Regions from separate parts of the Homo sapiens genome. Here regions 2 and 3 are each linked to region 1. The links are chromatin contacts, found by Hi-C in ENCODE. All regions are on one chromosome and are shown on one strand. The core of a region is the stretch at or near the end of the contact, and the rest is flanking DNA. Distances in the headings are between cores, read along the strand shown.

The links. Hi-C counts contacts between places; a loop is a spot of excess contacts on that map. Pooled maps may share reads with other maps.
Region 2: a loop to region 1 is called in a pooled map, with 14 times the contacts of the local background. The contact joins the promoter of KICS2 here to the promoter of TBC1D15 in region 1. A Hi-C loop is called at or near these places in 7 of 50 pooled maps.
Region 3: a loop to region 1 is called in a pooled map, with 10 times the contacts of the local background. The contact joins the promoter of LLPH here to the promoter of TBC1D15 in region 1. A Hi-C loop is called at or near these places in 3 of 50 pooled maps.

The regions. Positions count from the first base shown.
Region 1 is chr12:71,837,951-71,841,672 of GRCh38, forward strand. TBC1D15 (TBC1 domain family member 15) reads left to right here and starts at 1,809. Exons shown (of 17, transcript NM_001146213.3): 1 at 1,809-1,861. The coding sequence starts at 1,832.
Region 2 is chr12:64,220,612-64,224,333 of GRCh38, forward strand. KICS2 (KICSTOR subunit 2) reads right to left here and starts at 1,685. Exons shown (of 3, transcript NM_152440.5): 1 at 1,392-1,685. The coding sequence starts at 1,626. It overlaps LOC124902952 (a long non-coding RNA gene), which reads left to right and starts at 1,738. Exons shown (of 2, transcript XR_007063347.1): 1 at 1,738-1,932. RefSeq lists enhancers at 1,209-1,328, 1,399-1,458, 1,493-2,087, 1,569-1,658, 1,809-1,998 and 1 more.
Region 3 is chr12:66,128,817-66,132,538 of GRCh38, forward strand. LLPH (LLP homolog, long-term synaptic facilitation factor) reads right to left here and starts at 1,934. Exons shown (of 3, transcript NM_032338.4): 1 at 1,889-1,934; 2 at 80-297. The coding sequence starts at 290. It overlaps LLPH-DT (LLPH divergent transcript), which reads left to right and starts at 1,935. Exons shown (of 2, transcript NR_125724.1): 1 at 1,935-2,159. RefSeq lists enhancers at 1,658-1,807, 1,848-1,957.

The DNA of each region.
Region 1 (3,722 bases), core at 559-3,058:
TATTGAGCCTTTTATTCCTGGCACTGTGCTAAGGGCTTCAAATTTTCTCTAAAACACAGGGTGTAAGAAATGTGATGTCACATTAAAATTTTTCTCTAACCACATCCCAATGCTCTGAGCTGGTGGAAAATGTAATTTGGGTCATCAGTAGGATTTTCCACTCCACACCCAAGATTATATGAAGGTTCTAGGGGTCTTAGTCTCAGTCCAGTACATTTGGAAAAGGCCCTCTAGTCTTCACTCAATGCTGATTACTGCTAATATTCTCATTTTCCCACCTCATTCATCCCTTGTAGGTGAGCTGCTTTCTTGATTCCCTGCCAAGCTTGGGCATAAGGGTCTTGGTCATGGTTGGAATCTCAGATACCTAGCACGCAATCTCCCTAATATGCTACGCATTCATTCCCACCTAAGGTTCCACCACTTTCCTCACCTATTAGGTTCCTGGTAGTCACATAACCGGCAACTCTCCTTTTCTGTCGTTCAGCTAGTTGCCACCTACCTCAACCAAACTCAAAAGCCTCTAACCCCTCTCCACTGTGTGAAGACGGAAGTACCTCAATGGACACAAGTGTTTTTGGTGAAAGGGACTTTTTATTCTGCCCCGGAGCTAGGGAAATCCCAGATCTGTGCCAGAGTTATCAAGGGGGTAGTATATAATCATTCTCTGCATTCTTTTACAGCACTGAGAACAAGTAAAATTCTTACCTTAGTATCTTTACAAATCATTTTACCACACATGTATTGTCGTATGAAATCCCTACAACCACTCCATGCAGGAGTAATTCCCAGTTTACATCCTGAAGCTCTGATAAATTTAGAAACCTGCTTTAAGTCACAGAGCTAATAAGTAATGTGTAGGTGCTATAAACTATGTGCCTTGGGCTCTGCAGCTATGAGGGCGTGGTATTATCACAGTTCCTATCGAAATACCTTGCTGGAGGTCATGTGTGAGTGGCAGTGACCAGACAAATAGAGAAACCTCATATACAGAGGGGAAAAGTCTCCATGTATAGTGCCTGGGATATCTCCATGTTAGTGCTGCTCTTTCTTGGATCTTCACCGCAACGCCACTATCTTGATTTTACTATAAGAAACTGAGGTTTCGAGTGCACTGGTGATTTGCCTACTGCCACAAAACCAGGCTAATGGGCTGGGCGCGGTGGCTCAAGCCTGTAATCCCAGCTCTCTGGGCAAAGGCTGAAGCGGACGGATCACCTGAAGTCAGGAGTTCGAGACCAGCCTGGGCAACATTGGCGAAATCTCGTCTCTAATAAAAATTTAAAAATTAGCTGGGCGTTTGACGCGCGCCTGTAATCCCAGCTACCCGGGAGGCTGAGGCTTGAGAATCGCTTGAACCGAGTGGCGGAGGCTGCAATGAGCCGAGATCGCGCCACTGCACTCCAGCCTGAGCGACAGAGCGAGACTCCTTTTCTACAACAACAACAAAAAACCAGGACAAATCTTGCTGGCTTCCAGTATGGTATTCGTTTCATCTCACCAAACTGGCGTGGCCTGCGCTAGCTTCAGAGTCTCGACAAACTCCAATACAAGTAAGGTACACATTATTTTAGCAGTCTTCCTTGGGGAGGACGTGGGGCAAGCACAAGCGTAGCGTTAGGCCTGAGACTCCACCCCAGCCGTCTCTGAGCCCAGTTCAGCACGCACGCGTCAGGCGGCTTTTTTCCGCCCGGCTCCTTTCCTCCACTCCCTTCCCGCCACTCCCCGCCCTTTTCCCGCCCGGATGTTATTCTAGTTTTGCCGGATGTTGTTGTATGTCCGAGAGACACGTGAGGTTCTGCTACGTCATTACCAGGCACGCGCAGGAAACATGGCGGCGGCGGGTGTTGTGAGCGGGAAGGTAGGTAACGGCCTCCAGGAAGACCTCGGCTTTTCTCTGGGACGGGGATGCTTTTGCTCCCTGGCAGCTGGTTGGGGGAGGGACACGAGGGACTTTCTGTGTCCGGACAACCCGTGGCGTCTGTAGGAGAAGACTGGGTGGTACCAGCTGGTTTCCCGAGAATGCCAGTTCAGCCGCGGAGTTATAGAGCCGGCTACTGCTCCAAGGCCAGCTAGGCCTCGGCGCTCTTCTGCCCCAGAGCAGAGAGGCTTTTATTCGTATTACCTTTACTAAGGGACAGGTGGCTCTCTAGTTCCTTTTTTCCCCCGATTCACTGTTTCTTGACTCTAGTTCTTTATGTCTACTCTTCTGACTCCAGCGTCTTTTCTCTCTTTGAAGCGTTAACCCGACTTGCCTCTGTCTTCTTTGCTACAGTTTGGTGAAGATGTTTATGCTTCCTTCGGGAGGAGCTGAATAGATGCTAGGCAGCTAGCTGTGCGCTTAGAAGAAACGAGTGTATTGGGTCTGTTTTTACCAAGCTGCTGAGTTGGTTGGTGGTTGTGAGCAGCAGGACGTGTTTCCTGAGAGAAATGGAGATTTACACCATCCTGTGCTTGTCTAGGAAGGCGTCCAAATATTTATTTCCTAGGCATTTCAGTAGGAGTATTGGTCATGCTGGTTTACGGAGGTGGTCAGTGACACGCCTAATTTCGTTGGAAACTAGAATTACGTGCGGAGATTTCGTCGAATAGTGCCTATTCGCGTTCCGAGGGCACATCTTATGCATAGTTAGGGCTATCAGCTTTATGATATGCCACCGATAGTATTTCCCAGTGCAGGAGTATTTCATAAACAGCTGGAATCAACTGAAGTGACTCATCGAACACTAATGGTTGTTTACTCATTGCAGATAGCGTCCTCTGTTCCTTGAGTTTCACTCATGTCTCCCTGTTGCTTTCCCTACCCCATTTTGAATTATTTGACAGCGTTTGTGGTTTGGTGTTTGGAGTATTAGACTAGGCGGCTGAATGACAAATATGGGCTTGGTTTTGCTGTTAATCTGAAGTATGACCTTGGAAAATTGGGCAATTGTGACTTTTGTCTTTTCGCGTTCTTTATCTGTAGAATGGAGGAGATGCCAATCATTATTTCTTGTATTGGAGTTGTTAGGGTTATATAAATTTTTTTTTAAAAAAACATAAAATTACACACTTGTACCTACTGGCTCTTTTAAAGGATAGGTGGGCATCCTTTTTTGGATTATTCGTGCTCCTTGGTTGTCTTGTCAGTTTTTTTCTTTTTATATTCAGGGTGGATGCTGATATACTGCTTGACTTACTGCGTATTTGAAGATTATCCTGTTTGATTTTCCATCTAAACTGATCCAGGCTGGGACTTTTCAAGAGGGGATCCCTTCCGTTTAAACATCTCCCTCTTTCAGGTTTGGATTGATTTTGAAAGAATCCTTGAGGCAATGAAGCAGAGTTGTGAAATGAAAAACATTTTTCACTCTTTGCAGCCACTACCTTTCATAGTCTGACTTCTTAAAGTGAGACTTATATTTAGTAATTCTGCTTCATAACCTCATTTATTCTCATTCACTGCAAATTCACATCTATTGCCATCACTCCACTGAAACTAGTTTTCCATGCCAAAAGCTGCTCCTCTCCCAAGTAATACTATCATGACCAACAAAACCCACTTGTTCTTCTCTCAGTAAGTTCAGATCTGGTTTAATGGCATCATCTTTCACCTGGTTGCATGTTAAACATACTTGGAGGCATTCATTCCTATAACACTCTCTAATCAATAACCATGTCCTACCAGTTTTACCTTAAGAGGTTTCTTAAATTTACTGCATCTTCTTTACTATCAGCGCATA
Region 2 (3,722 bases), core at 435-2,934, 7.6 Mb before region 1:
CTGAAACTGCCTAAATATTACCTACCTTCAGTATTACAGCTAGAATCCACCCCATTTTCACATATATAAAAAACATATATCTGTATATATTATACATAAATTATAATTTTCATACACATTTTTAATAAGTTATATGAATGCAAACTCAATCTGAGAGTACAAGGGCAGATATTTTGGTTTCGACTCTATCATCTACCCAACATAACTGCATATATAATTTGCTAATCTATAGAAAGGGGAATAATAACACCATAGCAGCAACTGCAAATTTGTGAGAAATGCCATTGTAAAAAGGGGAGGAAAAAAATAAGGTGAAACTATCTGACCAGTTTTTGCTAATAAATTAGCATACTAAATAAGTATGTATAAATCAACATACTTGCTACAGCAATTACGAACTCAGGAAGCCCTGTCTCTTGAGTGTTTACTGAAAGCTCAATAAGATGTACATGGTCACCTTCAGGCAATATAAGGAAAGTAGGGGGCTGGTTAGGGAACGGGGGGGGGTGGATCAAAATGAAATCTACACCAATTTTACATTTCTATTCTCTGTATTTTATATACGTGTCCTTCATTCACATCAGACCTCACGCTTCTGAAAATTGAAGAGTCTAAAACAGGTCAAAGTACTGACTCTGAAACCCCTAGGATTCAAATATATTTATTTGTCATAATTAAGCAGTAATATTATTTTGTATGCATATTCCATGCCTTTTACATCTATTATTTCCTTCTCATCTACTTATACTTATTGCTTCTACTAGTAAAAATCAGTTGAATCAGCTCTTGAATCTTATTTCAGAGGCAAGATGTACATGAAGTGCTAAGAGTGTTTACCATTTTCCCCTTAAGTCTCTTCTTGCTAGTGTTAGGCATATTTCTTGCCTTTCCTGCCCAATATTCATTTATTACTTTAGTCATTAAATATGTATTGGGGGACTATGAAGACGGGGTAGGACTCTAAATGTGACTCTCGGGCCTTAACCTTAAGAGGCCACACAACAGTGTTCAGTAATAGAACTAGGTTGTTTTGCAAAGTTTTGCTCTTCTGGCTGCAGCGTCACTAATTAAAACAATGAAGACATAGTTTGGTTAACTTCTCATTTATGGCATCAATCCATGCACGAGGCAAAAGGGCAAACCCTTCGGTTTGGGTCACAGCCCTGCAAAGAGCATCTACCCAGTTCGCCAATCTATCAGCAGCGCAGGCCGGTGGGCGGGGCTTGTGGAAGCCCAGGGAAGGAAAGGAACGGTGGGAGGAGATCTGGGAATGCCGAGTCGAGCCTGCGACTAGAAGTGACACAGAGACGGGAAACCCAAGCCACTGCCGACTGGGGAATATACCCCCTTTACTTCCTCCTCAAGGGGCTCGGGGGGCGGGGCGGAGGTACCTAGTTTCTGCCCCAGGTAGGTGAGGCTGTGATAGACCTTCTCGGCCGCGGCCAGGTGCGCCAAGGCCGCCAGCAGCGACAGCCAGCTGCCCCCCGCGCTCTTGTTGGCCTCTCGTTCCTTCTCCACATTGTCCTTAGCCTTGTCGTAAGAGAAGATACCCAGGTGAGAGAAGAACGTCTCCAGCACCGCCTGTTCCACCGGGACCGGGGCGGCCAGCGGGATAGACTCCCCCATGCGAGCTGCGCCCCAGCTCGACCCACGTGGCTCTCCTCGGCCTCGCACTTCCGGGTTCTGAGGGAACGGGCTTGCGCACAAGCGTGCGTGCGCGTGACCGCCTCCACCGGCGGACTCGTGAGCGCGCCGCTGCCGGGACCGCTCCTGGGCCTTAGAGAAGACGCGGATAAGGGCCAAGGAAAGAGGGAGGTAGCGGTTGCTGAGCTCCTTCGGCGCTTCGGCTCCTGTAGCTCTGACTATTCGGACCGTCAAGGTAGAATAGGAGGCGGCCAGTTCCCCGCTCTAAGAAGTTGCCTGCGCTCTGAGGTGAGCTGACAGGCCCCTCTCTGTGTGGTTCGTCAGCGCTGGTGACGTCATGCAAACGTGACGTCAGCCCTGGCCAGAACATCTGGCCTGGGCTCTCCAGGCACCTCGCTGGGCCGGCTGGGAGATGGGGAAGTGCCTGGAGTTGTGCCCACACTCACAGCAGGGACCCTAGTCAGCCCTGACACCTTCTACACCAACTCATGGAAGTGATTTGCTGAGATTAGAAGACTGACGGGTAAAGGTTGATCTCCTTCCCATTGCCTAGTTTTCATCACATCACACACCACCGGTTAACTCTCACCTGTATCCCGTTCTAGTTCTCCCGGGTCTGTGTTAGCCCTGCAACTAATAAGTAGAGCCCCTGGCCCAAACTGCATTAACCTTCCTTAAAAAGTTATCTTTTTTTTTTCTTTTTTTTTGAGACGGAGTCTCGCTCTGTCGCCCAGACTGGAGTGCAGTGGTGAGATCTCGGCCCACTGCAGCCTCCACCTCCCGAGTTCAAACGATTTTCCTGCCTCAACCTCCCTAGTAGCTGGGATTACAGGCCAGCGCCACCACACCTGGCTAATTTTCGTATTTTTAATAGAAACAGGGTTTCACCATGTTAGCCAGGCTGGTCTCAAACTCCTGGCTCAAGCAATCTTCCCACCTCAGCCTCCCAAAGTTTTGGGATTACAGGTGTGAGCCACCACCCCTGGCCAGAATGAAGAATACATTAATGTAAATTGTGCACGTTGTCATTTAGAATAATTACAAGTTCCTTTGGCATTTAAGAAACCCCATGAACCCGGCTCATACTTGTATGTCCACTACTTTGAAACACTACCCACTACTCAATAGTTTTTTCCTTTCTTCTTTGTGCATACTTATTTTATGCTTCTTAGTCACACTATTTAATCGCATATATTTACATATCTCTTTCCCCAAGTGGTGAGATCCCTAGGGTACAGTAGGGTTCACTTACAGTTATAATCTTTTCATATTGGACGGCGCAGCCATGTTTGTTGAACAAATGAGAGAATTGCCTATTTTCGTTTTTTCTCAAACTAGAGCTGTTCTGCCATCATCACTACCTTTTAAAGGAAATCCCACTAATCTAATTTTAATGAATAGGTATTGTGCACCTGTTCCCTATACTCAAGAATGTAATTGGATAAGATCAACCCTGTTAACAATGATACAAGGCAGTTTTTTTTTTTTTTGGTTGTTTTATTTTGTTTTGTTTTTGGACAGGGTCTCACTCTTTCCCCCAGGCTGGAGTTTTCCCCAGGCTGGAGTGCAGTGGCATGACCTCGGCTCACCGCAACCTCCGCTTTCCAGGCTTTAGTGATTCTCCTGCCTCAGCCTCTGGAGTAGCTGGGATTACAGGCCAGTGCCACCACACCTGGCTAATTTTCGTATTTTTAACAGAATTGGGGTTTACACCATGTTGGCCAGGCTGGTCTTAAAATCCTGACTTCAAATGGTCTGCCCGCCTCGGACTCCCAAAGTGCTGGGATTACAGGCATGAGCCACTGCGCCCAGCTTCAAGGAAGATTTTTTTTTTTTTTTTTTTTTTGAGACAGAGTTTTGGTCTTGTTGCCCAGGCTGGAGTGCAGTGGAGCCATCTCAGCTCACTGCAACCTCCACCTGCCGGATTCAAGTGATTTTCCTGCCTAAGGCCAGCCTCCAGAGTAGCTAGGATTACAGGCATGTGCCACCACGCCCTGCTAATTTTGTATTTTTAGCAGAGACGGGGTTTCTGCATGTTGGTCAGGCAGGTCTGGAACTCCCGACCTCAGGTGATCCTC
Region 3 (3,722 bases), core at 684-3,183, 5.7 Mb before region 1:
GCCTAGGTGACAGAGGAAGGAGACCCTGCCTCAAAAAAAAAAAAAAAAAAAGAGAAAGAAAAAGGAGAAGCACACTCACCTTTTTCATCTTTTACCTCACATTGCATTTTCTCTTGGCAATGTTTGGGTTTGGGTACCACCACAGTTGCTATCTCTTGAACATCTTTCATTAAAACATCACCGTCTAGTTTGAGAATACTTTTAAGCCTGCTGGCCTCCTTTGGGGCATTCTTTTTTCTCTTTTCAGCACGCATCTTTCTTTTCCACTTACTCCGTAAGCTTTTAGCCATGTTTTACCTGAAGTTAACAAAAACACACATTCAAAAGCAAATCTTTAATATAAAAAAGAAAACAGGCAAATCCTTAGAAAACCAGGCCAACAGGTATCTCTACAAAACAAGTGAAAAGTAAAACTCTTCAATCTGTTCACTTTTTAGGACTTAACATGCAACTTATATGAAGATCAACATGGTACATACACAGTCACTAAATAACAAGATATCAAATCAAACTTGTGGTCATAAGCAAACTACAAATCAAACCAATTCTGAAAGCACCTTGCATGTCTTTTTTCTTTTTTTTTTTTTGAGACAGAGTCTTGTTCTGTGTCCCAGGCTGGAGTGCAGTGGCGCGATCTCAGCTCACTGCAACCTCCACCTCTCAGGTTCACGCCATTCTCCTGCCTCAGCCTCCCGAGCAGCTGGGACTACAGGCGCCCGCCACCACGCCTGGCTAATTTTTTGTATTTTTAGTAGAGACGGGTTTTCACCGTGTTAGCCAGGATAGTCTCGATCTCCTGACATTGTGATCCGCCCGCCTCGGCCTCCCAAAGTGCTGGGATTACAGGCTTGAGCCACCGCGCCCGGCTGAATTTCTTTACAAAATACAGAAATTTAATTTCCCCAGAATGCAACAGCGTCATCACCTTACATTTATGCAACAGCTTACAAATTACAAATGATTTTTATAAACACTTCACCTCATCTTCATTATCCATCCTCTCAAGCCAACTTAACGACTGTAAACTTATCTATTCCTACTCTTGTTTTCTTTCCACTCAGTTCCGCCCTAAATCCTCCACAAGGTGCTCAGTGTGATCTTTTAAAAAAGCATTCACTGCCTTTCTTCGAGTTCTTTAAAGACCTCCTCCCTCATATATATTCAAGATCTACAAGGTCATTTGTGATCTGTCCCCTGCCTCCTTCAACTCTATTTCATTTCATTCTCCATCCCCATCCCCGCAGGCACCAACTACGTCTGTAAAGAGTCCAAACTATCTCTACGTCAGTGCCTTCATATTTGCTGTCCCTATGCCTGGCAACTGCTCTTCTCAAGGCTTGCTCCTTCATTCGCTACCTCAGAAAGGACTCCTCTGACCTCCGTAAGCTCCCTTCCCTGCTTATTAAGTGTTACAACCTGAAACCATTGTTTTCTGTCACGCCCCCCGACCCTCTCCCCAGACTGTAGACTCCACGAAGGTAGAGGGAAAGGTCTTGTTCACTGCTGAATCGCACACTTTTTGCATACTTGTTGAACGAACCACTAACATTTTTTGAACGCCGGCAATCACAGTCATTCCGCTCCCTTGTCTACATAACTCAACCCTTGCGAGGGGCTAGGAAAGCGGGCGGCAAACAACCTTGAGGGCCGAAGTTAACTTCAGCGGGAGTGAACGACAGGGGTGGGCTCCACTTTATCCAGTGCACTCGGAAGCCGGAGGGCCCCCACCAAAAAGAGCAAGGGGAACCCTCGCCCTCAACAAGGCCTGCATCTCCGGACTGGAGCTCAAGTATAGCCCAGCGAGTGTCAAGAAACGAAATTCTCCAAGGGTGGCGGAATCAAGCCCCAAGTCCCATGTGTCACTGGACCGGTGAGGAACCGAACTCACCTGAGAAACGAACACCCACACCTCACGCTCACGCCGACCGGAAGTCTTTGCACTTCCGTCTTCCGGGCGGAGGCCACCCGGGGCGGACGCATTGCACGCCGGGAGACAAAATGTCTCAAGAAGCCTTGAGAGGCGGGATTTTGGAACCCGGGCGCTGACGAGCTTCCGCCATTGGTGTGATCGCGGACCTAGAAACTTGGTCCGTCCCATACAGGTGTAGAAGTCGGATTTGGAGAATGCTGACGGGTGTCCGGTCAAGGTTAGGCCCCAGGTAGGTCCGCTTTCCGGACGTGGGCAGGGTAGCCCCGAGACTAACCTATGGAGTGAACCTGGCCAGGGGACCCTACTTGTCAGATAGGGAGCTCCGAGCCGACCTTTAGATCTGACCTCAGCGTTTACATGATACTCATGTATTTCCTTAGATCAAGTCAGCCTAGATCAGGTGTTCTTCCAGAGGCCGTATTGAGATCATTTTTATTTGCAGCCTGTGCATTTTCTCATCTCGGGTGATGGCCTCACAGATGTACACATATGTAAAACCGTATCAAACTGCACACTTTAAATATGTGCAACTTATTGCATGTCAGTTATACTCAAAGCGGTTACCAAAAACAGAAAACAAGCTTTTCCTACCCCAGAGAAGAATTTAAAGGGTAAAATGATCAAAGGATTTCAGTTCTATCAATGTTTACCTGTCTGATCACTTACGTATCAGACACAATGCTAAGCCTAGGACGATTGTCTTAGCTCACGAATAACACTTACTGTACAACTATTTCTACTGGCATAGGCTTTGGAACCATATAGGTCTGTGTTGTACTCTTGCTTCCAACACTTGTGAACGATATGGGTGAGTAATTAATGTCATAAGGGCCTGAATTTCCTTGTCCCTAAAGTGAACATAATACAACCTAATTGATGCTGTAAGAGTTCAACAAATGGTACCCTTTTTACATTATAGTTTCAAAAGTATAGCTACACAGTACTATTTGTAAGCAATGTTTCTAGAGATTTACGACATATACCCAAAAAACATGTCTTTAATGATGGCCTGGTAAACTCCTGCTGGTTGCCAGAAAAAGGGGTTCTGAGGCAATCTATGGGTACCTTTTTTCTTTAAATTTGTGTCCTTTATGAAACCATGCATAGTATGGAAATTACTGAATTCAGAATATAGCAAGGTTAAAGAGGCTGAAAAAAACCTAGAACATTTGATATAAAAAAAGGAAGCATGCCTAAGAAACCTGGTTTATTTAAATGAGATTTCGTTCTTATAAAGCAAGTGAATTTCTGTTTTACAAGTTAACCATATACTGTACCTCATCTTTCAAATGAGAAGTTAGCTACCTCACCCAAAAATATAAGTGCACATTGCATTTTAGAGAAAACTTATATTCTGATAGTCCATATTTACTGTATCTTGTTTAACATACCAGGACAAGACTTTTGAATAGGCACTTGGCACCAGAAAAAATAATTTACCTATTATGAAAATGTCATGTTGTTAAAATACCATGCCATGATTTAGCATTACAAGTGCTTTAAACAGCTGAGTAAAACACCCTTTTACTCCTTTTTACTTATGTCCCCTCACCAGTTATATAAAAGCAGTTCTAGAAAAGTGGCCTTAGTATATTTAAAAGTCTAATTCATTCCTTCATTCATGCCTTTGAATATGCACTCTATTATAGGCACTATGCTGAATTTGCAAAGATGAAGGAAACTAAACTACTGTTTTTGGGAAACTTTATCTCCTAATGGACAAACAAGGCTTAAGGGTCCAACTAAACATTGCAGTGGCTCATCACAGAGCTGGAAGGAGCCTATATATAGA